Linked DNA regions of Homo sapiens: region 2 is linked to region 1. A link is a contact called in ENCODE Hi-C or POLR2A ChIA-PET data. All regions are on one chromosome and are shown on one strand. The core of a region is the stretch at or near the end of the contact, and the rest is flanking DNA. Distances in the headings are between cores, read along the strand shown. Region 1 has its middle 9.1 kb from the start of LINC00309. Region 2 has its middle 44 kb from the start of LINC01800.

Region 1 (2,748 bases), core at 238-2,737:
AGCTGCTTTTTTTTTTTCTGAACAGCTACATGCCTAGCTTAAAACTCAGGGGTTCGGCCGGGCACAGTGGCTCACGCCTGTAATCCCAGCACTTTGGGAGGCCGAGGCGGGCAGATCACGAGGTCAGGAGATCGAGACCATCCTGGCTAACATGGTGAAACCCCATCCCTACTAAAAATACAAAAAATTAGCTGGGCCTGGTGGCGGGCACCTGTAGTCCCAGCTACTCAGGAGGCTGAGGCAGGAGAATGGCGTGAACCCAGGAGGCGGAGCTTGCAGTGAACCGAGATAGCGCCACTGCACTCCAGCCTGGGCGACAGAGCGAGACTCCGTCTCGACAAAAAAAAAGAAAAAAATCAGGGGTTCTATCACTATGGAAGAAAAGAACACATATTAGGGGACCAATAGCAGTCTCTGCATTTTGATTGTTCATTTTTAGAATACATAAGGCTCTTAAGCTAGAATAGTTTCTTATTTATTTTTAATTGACAAAAATTGTGTATATTTATGGGGTACAATGTGATTGTTTGATCTATGAATACATTGTAGAAAGAGTCAATCAAGCTAATTAACATATCCATCACCTCATCAACTTACCAATTTTTTTGTGGTGAGGATGTTAGAAAGCTATTCTTTTAGCAATTTTGAAATATACAATACATTGCACTGAATGGTGACCACAGTTAAAAGAGTTTCTTTTTAATACAGAAAGAAAAAGAGTAGTCATCATCAAGTAACAGAGTTTAAAAATACAACTCATGTTTTATACCCACATAATTGAAATTGAAATACATTAAAGTAACAGAAAAAATATACAAAACACTGCCATTGTTTACTTATGTCATGTGTGGCCTTCAAATAAAGGCAATTTTGTGTCATAGTGAGGAGCTATCTGCCAGACAGTGACAACCAGTTCATGTCACTTTTGACAAAACTCTGTGTAAATTCTGTAGGTTTGTGGTATAAAAGGAGACAGATTAACATTCCTTTAATTCAGTCTCAGTCTTAGAAACATGAAATGCTGAAAAGTTATTTTTTAAGCCCAGGAATCTTCTCCCACCCATTAAGCTATCAAAATGGAAATGTCCAAAATGACCAGGTGTGTTTGCTCAACGAAAAAAAAAAGTGTTTCAGTTCTGCTTACTGCAATGACAGCTTGTAAAGCCTTCATCAAAGGAGGCTTTACAAGTTACAAAGCAAGCCTTTGTAACTTGCTTTTTCAAATTATGATTAATGGGCCTACTCTTTTCACAGCCAGTTTCCGATGGAAAGAAGATTCAAGTAATATTCTCCATGCTACTGTGGTCTGTTCTTAGTGGTGACTACTACAAGCCTGACTCAGTCAATTTAGATTTAGAAAAAATAATAAAGCTCCAGTCTCATGCCTGTGAATGAATGGGGAGTAGAGAAAGGGATTTTTTTTAGTACCTGAAAAGTTCCAGCAAAACTAAGCTTCATTGCTGAGGGTGTGTCAGCTGTTCAGGGCAACACCCTTCCTGCAGTTCGGGAGTACAAGAGCACAGACGTCAAGTATTATTTGGTGACAAGAATAGAACATTATTCTGAGCAAAAAAGTGTTATTCAAATTCTACCAAAGCACACAGATGCTGTGACATGGTAATTATTCTAAGAGTGATTAATTTAGAAATTACCTAACCTTTTTGGTTTCTATTTTCGATGACATTTGTAATCTAAATGAGCAACAAACCTGTGCCTCTCCAGCTTTTACATCAAACTCCAAACCTGATTTCCACTTTTATTTTAGGATCAGCAACTCATTTATTAGCGTCAGTCTGTATCTCAGAGATATAAGGCCATTCTAGGGCCAGGTGATCTGCAGACAAGGAATGGAGAAGTAAGAGAAATTACTGCTATCGTTTTCGAGCAAAGCAGGAGAGTAACACATCACCATTTGACTGTCCCCTTCCTCTCCCGTGCTGCCCCTAGAGATCTGAGCAGAAGAGGAGGTCATAGAATGGCTGATCTTTGCTGAGGGTTGGGACTTTGGCCTCTTCTTGTGAATCAACAAAATAATCAATCCAGCATTGGTTGTACTTAATTAAGTTTTAGATCCTCAGCAGATCTGCTTATTAATCCATTCTTTTGCAATAATTTTTCTAGCATCTGCCTCTACTGGGCTCTGTGTTAAACTACGGGTATACACAGAATCATCAGAAAGGGGCCCCATTCTCAAAGAACTTACCATCCAGTGATACTGGTATTAGTTTCAGTTATAGGAATAAGCAGCATGCATTTAGGAAATGACTGACAGGAAATATGTACAAATGATCATAATGGTTAGATGAAATTATGGGTAATTTTTAAAACTTCCCCAAATTCCTACAATGTTATCATATTCCTATAATTATATTCATCTAATGGTTTGAATTTAAAAATACAACAGTAATCTCAAGCCCTAGTATTGAAATTGAGTGATGAATTTTTATTTCTTCAAATAAAACTACTTTAAGTAATATAACCTCCATTATAAATTGTAAAAGTTACTTTTTATAAACAGACGTCAACTATTTAATCATAACACAGATTCTATCTATCATAGCATAACACAGTTATTACAGCAAATCCACTTAAGTCTTCCTGGGACAAGGGAAAAGGGCATAGGTGAAAACCACAGAATAAAATATCTTGGACTATTTTAGGCCTTCCAATGAGGGCAGTGAGATGAATGGCCCTTTTTAACCTCTATACAAACCATGTTGTCATTTACCATGCACCTATGATGTAGTG
Region 2 (2,700 bases), core at 200-2,699, 610 kb before region 1:
TGGTTCTGTTAAGGTTGCCCCATTATTTTCATACAACTTTGGTATTATTTTAAGTAATAGCAGAAACTAACATACTAAGACTTTATTAGAGTCAGATGTGTGCTAAGAACTTTTTAATCTAATTTGATTTTGTTAGAGACAGGGTCTCACTCTGTCACTCAGACTAGAGTGTAGTGGTCTGATCATAGCTCACTGTAGCCTTAACCTTCTGGGTCAAGCCATCCTGTTGCTTCAGCCTCCTGAGTAGCTAAGGCTACAGAGCATGTGCCATCATGTCCCAAATTAAAAAAAATTTTTTTTTTTGTAGATACAGGCTCTTACTATGTTGCCCAGGCTGGTCTTGAACTCCTAACCTCAAGAGATTCTCTCAACTTGGCCTCCCAATGCACTGGGATTATAGGCGTGAACCACCACGCCTGGCCCTTGTGCCATGTACTTTAAATTCATGGAGCTATTTAGTTGCCATGACAACACTAGGAGGAAAGTACTCTTACTATTATTATTTCCATTTTACGGATAAGGAAACCGACCCTCAAAGAAGTTAAATGCTAGTCCTAAAATGGTCCACCTGGTAAGAGGTGGAGCCAGAATTTTAGTCCACTTTGGTCCAATCTTGAAGTTTGAGTTGTCAATGTGATGCTATGCTGGACATTTGAAAGTACCTAGAGGAACATTGAAGGCAGCTCTGAAGAAGTGGGTCCTGATTTTGGCGTCAGTACTATCCAGCTCTGTGGCCTTACAGCAGTCCCTGTCAAGGGTTCGGTTTTCTCCCTGCTTGTTTTAATGGTTGGGCCAAATGACTACAAATGTGCCTTTCATTTCTAAAAATGCTCTCAAATCTAGGATTTTCAAGTTCCTAAAAATGAAACCAACTTATGCTCACTCTTGTTAATGTCTAAATCCGGAAGAACATTTACGAGGCAAATAAGGTACAGTCATACCCACTCACTCTCTGGCTTCCGAGGAGACTGCTGTGAAGGATGAAGTGTGGTGGCAGGGGTGGGAGAGGGGTACGGGGGTGGGGAACCCACAATCGTGTTGACAGGAACTCACTGAACATACTCTAGTATTTGTACAGTGTGTATCAGGATAGACTGCTGTGTCAAACAGCCCCAAAGTTTTAATGGCTTAACCCAAGAAAAGCTTATTTCTAACTTAGGAACAGCCCAACCTAAGTGTCCTAGTTGGCTCTCTCCAAGGGGCTCTTCTCCAGGGAGCGTCTCAGAAACCCAGGCTCCTCCTCTCTCATGGTTCTGCCTGTCTGCTGGGCCCTCAGAGTACTTTGTTTTTGGTTGGAGAGAAGTTTTAGTGTGCAGGAAAATAGCATATTTGACTTCTGTTCCATTGCATGGGCTAGAATTAGTCACATGGTTCCACCTAACTTCCCACAACAAACTGGGACATAGGGAACTTACTCTATCAGTCATAAAGACGCTCCACAGATGTCCTCTCTGGTTGTTGATGACCCATTTTCCCACCATGACTGTTCATGTGACAAACCTGAGTGTCCCTTGGGAGGAATAAAATGACCCCCCTTTCCTTCCTTGATTCTCTAAAAGAAAGTAATGGAACTTTCTTTAAAGAGTGCAAGAACTTTCTTCAGGGTCTTGTCCTGGGATCAAAGGTAACAATAATATTAATAGTAGCTAGCATTTACTGAGCATATATTATACATCAAGCAGCTACATGCATTATCTTAGAGTGAGGGCAAATCTCAAGGTCTGGATGAGAAGTGTAAAATTGAGCAATGATGCAATTGTATTTACTTTTTCTATAAATGACTTTAATTTCTATTTTGAATGTCCATTCTGCTAGGTGGCAGCATCCTTATTTCATTGATTTGGGTCCCTGCCCTATCCCAAGTTTTGTCTAAGTTCCCAGGTGATGGGCGGTAGCTAGGACTTGCTATTACGTGTGCTTATCTACCCACAGTGGCACCTGTCGTTATGTTGCAGTGTGAGGGCTGACATTCTTGCAGGCTTCTGCTTGATGGTCCTCCTTTACTCCATATCTAAAACCCATCACTCTCTTTGCTACCTCAAAACCACTTCGTAGTTCACAGGGAGCAAGCCACTGTTTCCAGCACCTGGTTCTGACCTACAGCCTTTCTGTCTGAGCACATTTTGAAAACAATTCCTCTGCCCTGGGGACAGGAGGCACCAGTCCTCTCTGCTTTCCTGTCACTCATCATTGCAGATCAGGGACTCTAGATCAAGTCCCTGGGCAAGGAGCAAGCTGCAGGCCCCTCTCTCAGGGACCCTGCCAACTTTCTGCCTCGCTTTGCTTCTTTCCTCCCTTCCATAGTCCTGATAATCCCATATTCCTGGAGACAGGGCAATCTGATTGTTTTTCCAGTTCCAATATTTAGGGCACAAACTTGACACCTTCAATTATTTCAGACTTATACTTTTTTTTTTTTTTTTCTGAGACAGTCTTGCTCTGTCACCTGGGCTGGAATGCAGTGGTGCAATCTCGACTCACTGCAAACTCCACCTCCCAGGTTCAAGCCATCCTCTTGCCTCAGCCTCCAAGTAGCTGGGACTACAGATCCTGCCACCAAGCCCAGTTAAATTTTGTATTTTTAGTAGAGATGGGGTTTTGCCATGTTGGCCAGGTTGATTTCAGACTCCTGACCTCAGGTGATCTGCCAGCCTCGGCCTCCCAAAGTGCTGGGATTACAGGCCTGAGCCACTGCGCCAG

Evidence for each region. A loop is a pair of places that touch in the nucleus more often than their neighbours do. ChIA-PET counts read pairs that join two places held with the same protein, here RNA polymerase II (POLR2A). Pooled maps may share reads with other maps.
Region 2: a pooled map shows a loop between it and region 1 (2.6-fold over the local background). The contact joins two enhancer-like sites. A Hi-C loop is called at or near these places in 1 of 50 pooled maps. POLR2A ChIA-PET finds 5 or more read pairs at or near these places in 2 of 52 experiments (T-cell and activated B cell).

What each region holds. Positions count from the first base shown.
Region 1 is chr2:64,213,215-64,215,962 of GRCh38, reverse strand. No RefSeq gene overlaps it. Among named protein-coding and RNA genes, the nearest start is that of LINC00309, 9.1 kb to the right of the region's middle. Within about 2 kb of position 1,487, at least 15 of the 41 ENCODE cell types and tissues checked have a DNase peak (open chromatin) inside an H3K27ac peak, as active enhancers do.
Region 2 is chr2:64,818,265-64,820,964 of GRCh38, reverse strand. No RefSeq gene overlaps it. Among named protein-coding and RNA genes, the nearest start is that of LINC01800, 44 kb to the left of the region's middle. Within about 2 kb of position 1,449, at least 8 of the 41 ENCODE cell types and tissues checked have a DNase peak (open chromatin) inside an H3K27ac peak, as active enhancers do.